Regions from separate parts of the Homo sapiens genome. Here region 1 is linked to region 2. Evidence: read pairs that join two places in POLR2A ChIA-PET (ENCODE). Cell type or tissue: CD4-positive, alpha-beta T cell. All regions are shown on one strand. Links, peaks and the distances in the headings refer to the core of each region. The heading gives the core; the rest is flanking DNA.

Region 1 (7,230 bases), core at 1,085-6,084, 330 kb after region 2:
TCTCTACTAGGGCAGTGCCAAGGGGAAATGTGGAGTTAGACCCCACACACAGAGTCCCCAGTGGGGCACTGCCTGGTGGAGCTGTTGGAAGGAGGCTGCCATCCTCCAGACCCAGGAATGTTAGAGCCACCAATGGCTTGCAATTTCAGCATGGAAAAGTCACAGGGGCAGAGCTGCCCAAGGCCTTGGGAACCCACCCTTCCCACCAGTGTGCCTTGAATGCAGGATATGGAGTCAAAGAAGATTGTTTTGGAGCATTAAGATTTAATGAATGGGCTGGGCGCAGTGGCTCATGCCTGTAATCCCAGTGTTATAAAGTTTTGGTGCAGCAAAAGAAATAGCACTTGAATATAAAATTTTCTTTTTTTCGTCTCAGCAAGGCAATTTACTTCTATAGAAGGGTGCGCCCTCACAGATGGAGCAATGGTGAGTGCAAACCTGGGCAAGGGAGGGGAAGAATTTCTCCTGCTGCTGTGTTGTTCCCCTATTGGCTAGGGTTAGACTGCACAGGCTAAACTAATTCTGATTGGCTAATTTAAAGAGAGTGATGAGGTAAGTGGTTTGGCAGGAAAAATGGTTATGGAATGAGTCAGGGTGGAGAATGAGTCAGGGCGGAGCAGGTAATTGAAATGAGTCAGGGTGGAGCAGGTAATCGGAATGAGTCAGGGTGGAGCAGGTGATGGAAAAAGGTTGCTTTATGAGGAAGTTAAGTTTAAAAGTAGAAGGCAAAGAATGGAACATACTGACATATTGACTCTTTGAAGAGAAATTTAGGACTCATATCTAACACCAGGACTTTGGGAGGCTGAGGTGGGCAGATCACCTGAGGTCAGGAGTTCAAGATCAGCCTGGCCAACATGGTGAAACCCCATCTCTACTAAAAATGCAAAAATTAGGCAAGATGCGATGGCTCATGCCTGTAATCCCAGCACTTTGGGATGCCAAGGCAGGTGGATCACCTGAGGTCAGGAGTTCGAGGCCAGCCTGACCAACATGGTGAAACACTGTCTCTACTAAAAATACACAAAAAATTAGCTGGGCGTGGTCGTGGGCACCTGTAATCCCAGCTACTCAGGAGGCTGAGGCAGGAGAATTGCTTGAACCTGGGAGGAGGAGGTTGCAGTGACCCGAGATCCCACCATTGCACTCCAGCCTAGGCGACAAGAGCAAAATGCCATCTCAAAAAAAAAAAAAAAAAAAATTAGCTGGGCATGGTGGCACATGCCTGTAGTCCCAGCTACTTGGGAGGCTGAGGCAGGAGAATGGTTTGAACCTGGGAGGCGGAGGTTACAGTGAGCCAAGATCTCACCACTGCACTCCAGTCTGGGTGACAGAATGAGACTCCATCTCAAAAAAAAAAAAAAAAAAAAAGATTTAATGAATGGCTTCTGGATTTTGGACTTGCATGGGGCCTGTAGCCCCTTTCTTTTGGCCAAATTCTCCCTTTTGAAATGATAATGTTTACTCAATGCCTATACCCCCACTGTATCTTGGAGGTAAATAATTTCTTTTTGATTTTACAGGCTCCTAGGTGGAAGGGACTCATCTCTAGCTAAGACTTTGGACTTGAGACTTTTTTTTTTTTTTTTTTTTTGAGTAGGATTTTTGCTCTGTCACCCAGGCTGGAGTGCAGTGGCTCGATCTTGGCTCACTGCAACCTCTGCCTCCCGGGTTCAAGCAATTCTCCTGCCTCAGTCTCCTGAGTAGCTGGGATTACAAGCGCGTGCCACCAAGCCCGGCTAATTTTTGTATTTTTAGTAGAGACAGGTTTTCACCATGTTGGTCAGGCTGGGGGACTTTTGAGTTAATGCTGGAATGAGTTAAGACTTTGGAGTCTAAGTGCTTGGGAGTTGATAAAACAATTTTTAAAATGAATAAATAAGTAGGCCAGGAGCAGTAGCTCATACCTGTAATCCCAGCATTTTGGGAGGCTAAGGTGGATGGATCACTCAAGTCCAGGAGTTCAAGACCAGCGTGGGCAACATGGTGAAACCCCAACTCTACAAAAAAAATATAAAAATTAGCCAGGCATGGTGGCATGTGCCTGTGGTCCTAGCTACTCTGGAGGCTGAGATGGGAGGAGCACTTGAGCCTGGAAGGTGGAGGTTGCAGTGAGCCGAGATAGCACCACTGCACTCCAGCCAGGGTGACAGAGCAAGAACTTGTCTCAAAAAAATAAAATTAGGCCAGGCACGGTAGCTCACACCTATAATCCCAGCATTTTGGGAGGCCGAGGCGGGTGGATCACCTGAGGTCAGGAGTTCAAGACCAGCCTGGCCAACATGGTGAAACGCCATCTCTACTAAAAATATTTAAAAATTAGCCAGGCATGGTGGTGGGTACCTGCAATCCCAGCTACTCCAGAGACTGAGGCAGGAGAATCACTTGAACCTGGGAGGCAGAGGTTGCAGTGATCCGAGGTCGCAGTGATCCGAGGTCGCACCATTGTACTTCAGCCTGGGCAACAAGAGTGAAACTCTGTCTCAAAAAAAAACAAAAAACAAATAAGATTTTAGGGGACTGTTGTAAAGGCATAATTGTATTTTGCAATGTGAGAAGGACATGAGATTTGTGGGGGCCATGGGCAGAATGATGTAGTTTGACTGTATGTCCCTACCAAATCTCATGTCAAATTGTAGTCCCCAGTGTTGGAGGTAGAGCCTGGTGGGAGGTGTTTGGATCATGGGGGTGGATCCCTTATGAATGACCTGGGCCATCCCCTTCATGATAAGTGAGCTCTTTCTCTGAGTTCCCACAAGATCTGGTAGTTTAAATGTGTGTGGCACGTCCCCTCCACCTTGTTCCTGCCTTCACCATATGACGTGCCTGCTCACCTTTCACCTTCTGCCATGATGGCAAGTTTCCTGACGCCTCCTCAAAAGCCAAGCAGATGCCAGGACTATGCTTCCTATAAAGCCTGCAGAACTGTGAGCCAATTAAACCTCTTTTCTTCATAAATTACCAAATCTCTGGTATTTCTTTATAGCAATGCAAGAACGGCCTAATACAAGTCACTTCCTGTCTTTGTCCCTCAATTTCCTCCTCTGTGTGAGGAAACAGGAAGAAGAATCCCTGCCCTGCGTATTCAGCTGCCACGTGAGGTAATAGTGCAGGAAGGGGAAACCGGAAACCCCCAAAGGTGTTGGTGAGACCAGTTCCCTTCCTGTCTGTCCTCTGAAACAGCTCTGCATATTCCCCCAAGCCCAGGACCTGAGTATAGTCTGGATCCCCAGACTTCGCTGGATGAAGCTCTAAATTTACCAGCCAGCTGGCTTTCAGGCCCAAGATTACTATCTTGTCTTACCTTCAGGTGAGAGAAACATTATAATAACATCAATAACGAACAGTAACCAAGCACTTGGTGCCTGTGCCAGGCATTCTCTCCTGCCAGCCATCCTTACAGGTATGAGGCAGGTAATACCTGCTTCCCCACTGTCTCCTACCCAAGCCTGGGCCCTTGAGACACTCACCGACCTAGCTAATGGGATGGCCTCCAGCAGTGGAAACGGGACTTTCCCAATTATCCCCATGGTAGATTTTTAAGGCCTGGGTGACAATCTCATAGCTCAACAGCACTGGGCCACCACTGTCAAGCCTGCCAACACTCACGCCCTCCAGGCCCCTGCCATTATCCCTTCTCTGATAGACTGCCACTTTTAGGAAGAAGAGATGTGTAACTTACTACTCTTTATATATAGATATTAGAATTCATCTCTTGAAATGATACACATTTTCTAACACCCCCAAAATGCCAGTAAGAATGATTAAAGGGCTGGGTGTCGTGGCACATGCCCATAGTCCCAGCTACTCCAGAGACAGAAGAGGGAGAATGCTTGAGCCCAGGAGTTCATCAGCCTGACCCCAACACAGCAAGAGCCCATCTCCACAAAAAATTAAAAAATTAGATAGGCATGGTGGCACACACCTGTAGTCCTAACTATTCAGGAGGCTGAGATGGGAGGAGTGCTTGAGCCTAGGAGTTAGAGGCTCAAGTGTGAGAACAGACACTCATAGCTCATGGCATAAGCTATGATCATGCCACTGTATGTATTTAAAAAAAGATTAAAGGTTGAGGGGATGGAAAATGGGATGGGATAGGAAATGGGGTGGGAAAAATAAAAATAAAAGCAGAGAGGGGGATTGCGCAGACCAAGGAAGATAGCATGTCAACCCACCCCCGATTAAGGCATAACTCCTTGTATATAAAATTAAGCACCAATCAACATCCTAACAATATCATTATTAGGGCATCTGAAAGAACGTTCACTAAAGTATGCTTATCTCTATGTTTCTTCTTTTAGCTTTTATTATTTGAAAACTTTCAAAATAATAAACTTTCAGTTTTACAAAAATAACAAAAGTATTTTAAAAATGCCCATGCGGAGTCTGCATTTTATTCCACAATACATCTGCAACTTTTTTTTTTATTTTTTTGAGGTAGGTCCTGCTCTGTCGCTCTGTAGCTGGGTGCTCTGCATCTGTAGCTACAGGCATGAGCCACCAAGCCTGACTAATTTTTTGAGGAGGCAAGGGTCTCACTATGTTGCCCAGTCTGGTCTCAAACTCCTGGGCTCAAGCAATTCTTCCACCTTGACCTCCCAAAGTGCTGGGATTGCAGGCATGAGCCACCATGCCTAGCCAGCTTTTTATTTTTTATTTTTTATTTTTTTTGAGACAGAGTCTTGCTCTATCGCCCAGGCTGGAGTGCAGTGGTGCCATCTCGGCTCACTGCAACCTCCACCTCCCGGGTTCAAGTGATTCTTGTGCCTCAGCCTCCCGAGTAGCTGGGACTACACGTGCCTGCCACCACACTGGGCTAATTTTTGTATTTTTAGTAGAGACAGGATTTCACCATGTTCGCCAGGCTGGTCTCAAACCCCTGACCTCAGGTGATCTGCCCGCCTCGGCCTCCCAAAGTGCTGGGATTACAGGAGTGAACCACTGCACCTGGCCAAATTATTATATTTTTTATGTTGAGTTGTCTATAAATGTTTTAACATTGAAATATTTTGTATTGGGCCGGGCGCGGTGGCTCACGCCTGTAATCCCACCACTTTGGGAGGCCAAGGAGGGCGGATCACGAGGTCAGGAGATTGAGACCATCCTGGCTAACATGGAGAAACCCCGTCTCTACTAAAAATACAAAAAATTAGCCGGGCGTGGTGGCAGGGCGCCTGCAGTCCCAGCTACTCGGGAGTCTGAGGCAGGAGAATGGCGAGAACCCGGGAGGCGGAGGTTGCAGCGAGCCAAGATTGCCCCACTGCACTCTAGCCTGGGTGACAGATCCGAGACTCTGTCTCAAAAAAAAAAAAAAGAAATATTTTGTATTAATATTTCCATGGTGGGGCAGAAACTCCAGTAAAATCAACCCTTTAGATGCTGCGGATGTGTTTGTTCAGGGACTGTGTACTCCCAATACATGACCCGCCGTCAGTTTGAGAAGCTTAGATTGTCCCCACCATTGACAGATGAGGAAAATGAGGCCCCTAGCCAGCTTTTTAAAATGTTCAATAGAACTCTTTTTATTGAGATAAAGTTTATGTACCATAAAATACGCCCTTTTAAAGTGTACAATTCAGAACATTGTCATCAGCCCCAAAAAGAAACTTTGTACCATTAGCAGTCATTCTCCCATGTTCCCCTCCTCTCAATCCCTGGCAACCAATCCACTCTGCCTTTATGGATTTGCCTATTTAGGACATTTCATGTAAATGGAATCGTGTTAATCTGTGGCATTTGGTGTCTGGCTTCTTACACTTACTTCGGTATTTTCAAGGCTCATCTATGTTCTGCCGTGTGTTAGTACTTCATTCCTTTTTATGGCTGAACTGTATTCTGTGGTATGAATAGTCCACATTTTATTTATTCATTCATCAGTTTATAGCCATTTAGGTTGTTTCCATGTTTTGGCTATTATGAATAATGCTGCTATGAATATTGATATATGAGTTTTTGTATGGAGATATGTTTTCAATTATCCAGAAATGTATAGCTAGGAGTAGAATTTCTGGGTTATATGGTAACTCTATGTTTAACTTTTTGAGGAACTGCCAAACTGTTTCCCACAGAGGCTGTGTCATTTTACATTTCCGCCAGCAATCTGGGAGGGTTCCAATATTCCCATACCCTTGCCAACATTTGTCTCTCTCGCTTTTTTTTTCTGAGACAGACTCTGTTGCCCAGGCTGGAGCGCAGTGGCTTGATCATGACTCATTGCAGCCTTGAACTCCCAGGTTCAAGCGATCCTCCACCTCAGCCTCTCGAGTAGATGGGACTACAGGTGCATGTCATGACACCTGGCTAATTTTTTTTTAATTAAAATTTTTTGTAGAGATGGGATCTCACTATGTTGCCCAAGCTGGTCTTGAACTCCTGGGCTCACATGATCCTCCTGTCTTGGCCCCCAAACTGCTAGGATTACAGCTGTGAGCCACCATGCCCAGTCTGCCCCTCTTTTTTTATTACAGCCATCCTAGTGTGTATGAAATGATATTTCACTGTGGTTTTGATTTGCATTTTCCTAATGGCTAATGATGTTGAATATCTTTTCTTGTGCTTATTGTCCATTTACATATCATCTTTGAGAAATGCCTATTCAAGTCCTTTGCACATTTTAAAATTATTATTATTACTATTATTTTTTTGAGACAGTCTCGCTTCGCCCAAGCTGGAGTGCAGTGGTGCAATTCCAGCTCACTTCAACCTCCACCTCCTGGGTTCACACAATTCTCCTGCCTCAGCCTCCCGAGTAGTTGGGATTGCAAGCGCCTGCTACCACACCAGCTAATTTTTGTATTTTTAGTAGAGACTGGGTTTCACCGTGTTGGTCAGGCTAGTTTCAAACCCCTGACCTCAAGTGATCCATCTGCCTCGGCCTCCCAAAGTTCTGGGATTACAGGTGTAAGCCATTGTGCTCAGCCAAATTATTATGTTTTTTTATTGTTGAGTTGTCCATAACTGTTTTAACATTGAAACATTTTGTATTAATATTTCCACGGTGGGGCAGAAACTCCAGTAAAATCAAGCCTTTAGATGCTGTAGCGTGTTTGTTCAGGGACTCTGCACTCCCAATATGTGACTCCCCATCAGTTTGAGAAGCTTAGATTGCCCCCAGCATTGACAGATGAGGAAAATGAGGCCTGTACAAGTTAGGAAACTGGCTGGGTGTAGTGGCTCATTCCTGCAATCTCAACACTTTGGGAGGCTGAGGCGGATTGCTTGAGCCCAGGA
Region 2 (5,000 bases), core at 1-5,000:
ACTACACATGTGCACCAACATGCCTAATTTTTTTTTTTGCATTTTTTAATGGTTTTGCCATGTTGCTCAGTCTGGTCTCAAACTCCTGGGCTTGAGGGATCCACCTGCTTTGGCATCCCAAAGTGCTAGGATTATACAGGTGTGAGCCACTGCGTCAAGCCACCCTTCAATCTTGTAGATCACAGGGCTGCCCTGTCTTTATCTGGTCATGGAACTCAAACTGTAGCTTCTATAAAAATGTAAGCCTATGGATCAGAAACTTATTAAAACACACAAATAAAAAGCAAAAAAAAAAAACAAAATAAAAAACACACAAATATAAGTATAGTGGTCTGCATATAGAATACCTGGGACTCTAACCCCCTTAATACTTAAAAATATAATCACTGTCCTATTGTGTTTCTTGTTTCTTTGACCTGACAGGAAGATATCAGGGATTTCCTGGGGAACACATGGTATAAAATGTATTTTGAAAAAAGCTACAATAAAGCTACAAACTATGATTTGGGGGTATTTGCTTAAGTATGAGATACTTGATAGGGGCTTTATCATGCAAAGTTAGTTTGCTTAACTGCCAACACTTAAATGCAGTTTTTCAGTTAAACATATTCCTAAAAATAGCATTTTATTCTGGGACTTGACTACAAAAAGCGGACATTTAAATGAAGTAAAAATGGCTGGGCACGACGACTCACACCTGTAATCCCAGCACTTTGGGAAGCCCAGATGGGCAGATCACTTGAGGTCAGGAGTTTGAGACCAGCCTGGCCAACAGGGCAAAACCCCATAAAAATACAAAAATTAGCTGGGCGTGGTAGCAGGCACCTGTAATCCCAGCTACTTGGGAGGCTAAGGCAGGAGAATCACTTAAACCTGGGAAGCGGAGGTTGCAGTGAGCCGAGATCGCACCACCGAACTCCAGCCTGGGCAACAGAGTGAGACCCTGTCTTGAAAAAAAATAAAATAAAATAAAATATGAAAAATACAATGAAGTGAAAGGTATTTATCAGCACTGTTAAAAATAAAAAAGAAATTAAAACTATTAAAAAATATGCAAATTAAAATTTGAGAGCAGAAAAATATAACTGAAATTTTAAAATGAATCAATGGATGAGCTTAGCTAATTCAATACAGCAGAAGGTAAATCAGTGAACTTTAAATAGAGGCCAACAGAAACCACGCAAACTGAAGCACAGGGAGAAAAGAGCTGAAAAAAATTTGACAGAGATGTGGTGCTCTGTGAGACAGTATCAAGCGGTTTAATAACATGTATGTAATTGGAGTCCCAGGAAAAGGGACAATGGTATAAAAAGATATATTTGAAAAAATTTCCATATTTGATGAAAACTACCAATCATGGATCTAAAATGTACAAGAATCACAAGCAGATTAAACACAAAGAAAACAAAACCAAGGTATACCACAAACCGCTAAAAACTGTTTATAAAAGGCAAAATCAAGACATATGGGGGAAAAAGATAATTATATTTTTATTAGAAACTATTATTAAAAAATGGAAACATCTTTTAAGTGTTGAAAGGAAGAAAATATAAATTTAGAATTCCATATCCAGTGAGAGTATCTGTCATAATAAACCTGTACATGGATGTTTTTAGTAGCTTTATTTATAATTGCCAAAAGTTGGAAGCAACCAAGATGTCCTTCAGTAAGTGAATGATAAACAAACTGCGGCGCACTCAGACATTCAGTGCTAAAACGAAATGAGCTATCAGGCCATGAAAAGACATGGTGGAAGCCTCAATGCATATTGCTAAGTGAATGAAGCCGATCTGAAAAGGCTACCTACTGTAGCTAACTATATGACATTCTGGAAAAAGCAAAACTATGAAGACTGTAAAAAGATCAGTGGTTACCAGGAACTGGGGAAGAGGGATGAGGAGAGAAGGCATGATGAGTAAGCAGCAGCTCAAATGATTTTTAGGGCAGTGAAACTATTCTGTACGTTACTATGATGCTATATAGATGACACGATACCTTTGTTAAAACCCACAAATGTACAATACCAAGAATGAACCCTAATGTAAATTATGGACTTTGGGTGGTAATAATGTGTCATAGTAGATTCATCAATTGTAACAAAGTACCACTCTTGTGCTTTGATGTTGACAGAAAGGGAAGCTTGTGCGTGTGTAGTGACAGGGGGTATATGGAAACTCTCCGTACTTCCTGTTCAATTTTGCTATGCCAAAACAGAACTAAAATTGCTTTAAAAATAAAGACTACTTTTTAAAAAGTGGTAAGATAAATACCTTTCTTCAGACAAACAAAAGCTGACAAAATGCATCAACAGTAGATCTGAAATACTAGAAATGTTAAAGGAAATTCTTTAGGCTAAAGGAAAATGATTCCAGATGGAAATTCAAATCTACATGAGAGAATGAAGAGTGCTGGAAATGGTAAATATGTGGGTAAATATAGGACTTAATGGTAGATTGTGATAAGATAAATATGCATACTGTAAACCTTACAACACTGTTTTTTCAAATGTGTAGGTACAAAGAGTATAAATATCCCTTTATATTCTTAAAACACTGAGGACCGCAAAGAGCTTTTATTCGTATGGGTTATAGCTATCAAAATTTTTCATATTAGAAATTAAGTTAAACTGAGAAAAAATAAAGCATTATTTTAAAATAACATTAGCAAATCTATTATATAACAATACATATAACAATAATATAATTTTTTGTGAAAAGTAACTGTTTTCCAAAACTAAAGCAATTCAGTTAAGAGTGGCAGTTTTACATTTTGGAAATCTCTTTAAACATCTCGCTTAGAATACAGCTGAAGTCTCATTGCCTTCTGCATTCAAATATGTCATGTGCCCCCTGGAAAATTCCATGGTATATTTGTGAATGTACCAAATGTGACAGAGGCATGTAATGTTTTCATATTATTATTAAAACAGCTTTGACCTTGTGGCTCCCTTGAAAGAGTCTTAGGAACCTAGAGGTCCCCACACCAAACTTTGAGAACCACTGTCTTAAAACCACCACCAAGAAGTAAAGCAGGCCAGGTGTGGTGGCTCACACCTATAATCCCAGCACTTTGGGAGGCCACAACAGGAAAATTGCTTGACACCAGAAGTTTGAGACCAGCCTGGTCACCAACACCACCAGACCCTGTCTCTACAAAAATGTACAAAACTTAGCTACTTGGGTGGCTAAGACGGGAGGATCATCTGAGCCTGGTAGGTGGAGACTACAGTGAACCCTGATGGTGCCACTGCACTCCAGCCTGGGAAACAGAGTGAACCATGGCTCAAAAAAATAAAAAATAAAAGAAAATAAAGAGGTATGGCTAAGCCAATAGGAAAAACAAAAACAAAAAAAAACCAGAATACTTGAAATAAATTCTAAATCAATCCAAAAGAAAGCAAAGACAAATAAAAATTTAAAAACAAATAATAAAGCTGGGCACGGTGGCTCACACCTATAATCCCGGCACTTTAGGAGGCCGAGACAAGTGGATCACCTGAGGTCAGGAGTTCGAGACCAGCCTGGCCAACATGGTGAAACCCTGTCTCTACTCCAAATACAAAAATCAGCCAGGCGTGGTGGCAGGTGCCTGTAATCCCAGCTACTCAGTAGGCTGAGGCATGAGAATCGTTTGAACCCGGGAGGCAGAAGTTGCAATGAGCCGAGATCGCACCACTGCACCCCAGCCTGGGCAACAGAACTAGACTGTCTCAGAGATGAAAAAAAAAAAGCCATCCTTAAAGACTGAATTGCTTTCCACAAGTACTTGTCAATTCCTTTATTTACAGTATCATTTCTGAATTTTAGGGCCTATAAACATAAGCCTTGAGATAAATTTTACTAAAAAAAAATTCAAAGGTTTCCCACCATACAAAGGTTCATATTCTTTTACATTTTCAAATCCCCAAGATCTATCCCCAACAATGCCCTTCCAACCTCATGCTGGATTACAAGTTTTATGATGCCTATGTTCCCATACAAGTAAACAGAGCTATTCCCCAAACATATCCCGAACACTCCCTTCCTTCCCTGCCTTTGCTCCAGCTTTCCTTTTAGCCTATCTTTGCTTACTGAAAAATTCCTCATCCTTTAAAGCTCAAATGCCACTTTCTCACAAAGTCCTCCTAACTTTCTCTGGTTGAGTTTCTTCTATGCTCCCAGGATGAAAAAGCATAACAGAGCTATAAGCAACCATTTGTACCATGCTGAGGAAGCACATGGTGCAGGACTGCCAGTGTAGGCAGGGACAGGCTTGAAGGAGAAGTAATCTAGAAGGAGGCTGGCTTGAAGCCTAGGGGAATGTGTGTATCTCCTAAGAACTGAGGGGGACTCAGCTCTTGAGTATAGAGAAGTTAATCTGATTGATTGTATATGTGAATTTCTGACTGAAAACCAAGACCAAATCTTAACACTTGCACTCAAGTAACTAAAGTTATAAGCCCTGTCATGGTTTGATTTTTTTTTTTTTTTTTTTTTTTTTTGAGACAGAGTCTCGCTCTTGTTGTCCAGGTTGGAGTGCAGTGGTGCAATCTTGGCTCACTGCAACCCCCGTCTCCCGGGTTCAAGCGATTCTCTTGCCTCAGCCTTTCAAGCAGCTGGGATTACCATGTGCTCAGGCATGTGCCACCATGCCCAGCTAATTTTTCTATTTTTAGTAGAGACAGTGTTTCACCATGTTGGCCAGGCTGGTCTCAAACTCCTGACCTCAGGTGATCCACCTGCCTGGGCCTCCCAAAGTGCTAGGATTACAGGCTTGAGCCACAGGGTTTCACCATGTTGGCTAGGCTAGTCTTGAACTCCTGGCCTCAAGTGATCGGGCCACCTCAGCCTCCCAAAGTAGGCTGCCGTGCCTAGCCTATGATTATTCTTTTTGGGAGAGAAGACCTCTACCTTTATTTGTTCACAACAGGAAATACATTTGGCAGCTTAATTCTTTCTGCACTCTCATTATTATTTGCGGATTTATTTATGTATACATACAATGGCAGAAAAGAATAAAAG

Evidence for each region. Peaks named below come from ENCODE experiments on the same cell type or tissue, not always from the same donor. Only the 100,000 strongest peaks of a DNase experiment are listed, where the experiment ranks them.
Region 1: POLR2A ChIA-PET joins it to region 2 with 5 read pairs; 6 of 35 experiments call an interaction of 5 or more read pairs at or near these places.

Annotation. Positions count from the first base shown.
Region 1 is chr3:47,359,808-47,367,037 of GRCh38, forward strand. No RefSeq gene overlaps it. Among named protein-coding and RNA genes, the nearest start is that of PTPN23, 18 kb to the right of the region's middle. RefSeq lists an enhancer at 2,540-3,739. In CD4-positive, alpha-beta T cell, for the core only: no CTCF peak of the experiment used is centred there; a DNase peak (open chromatin) is centred at 3,104; H3K27ac peaks cover 985 bases.
Region 2 is chr3:47,029,199-47,034,198 of GRCh38, forward strand. The region is part of intron 18 of SETD2 (SET domain containing 2, histone lysine methyltransferase); the gene reads right to left. Among named protein-coding and RNA genes, the nearest start is that of NBEAL2, 52 kb to the left of the region's middle. In CD4-positive, alpha-beta T cell, for the core only: no CTCF peak of the experiment used is centred there; a DNase peak (open chromatin) is centred at 2,143; H3K27ac peaks cover 619 bases.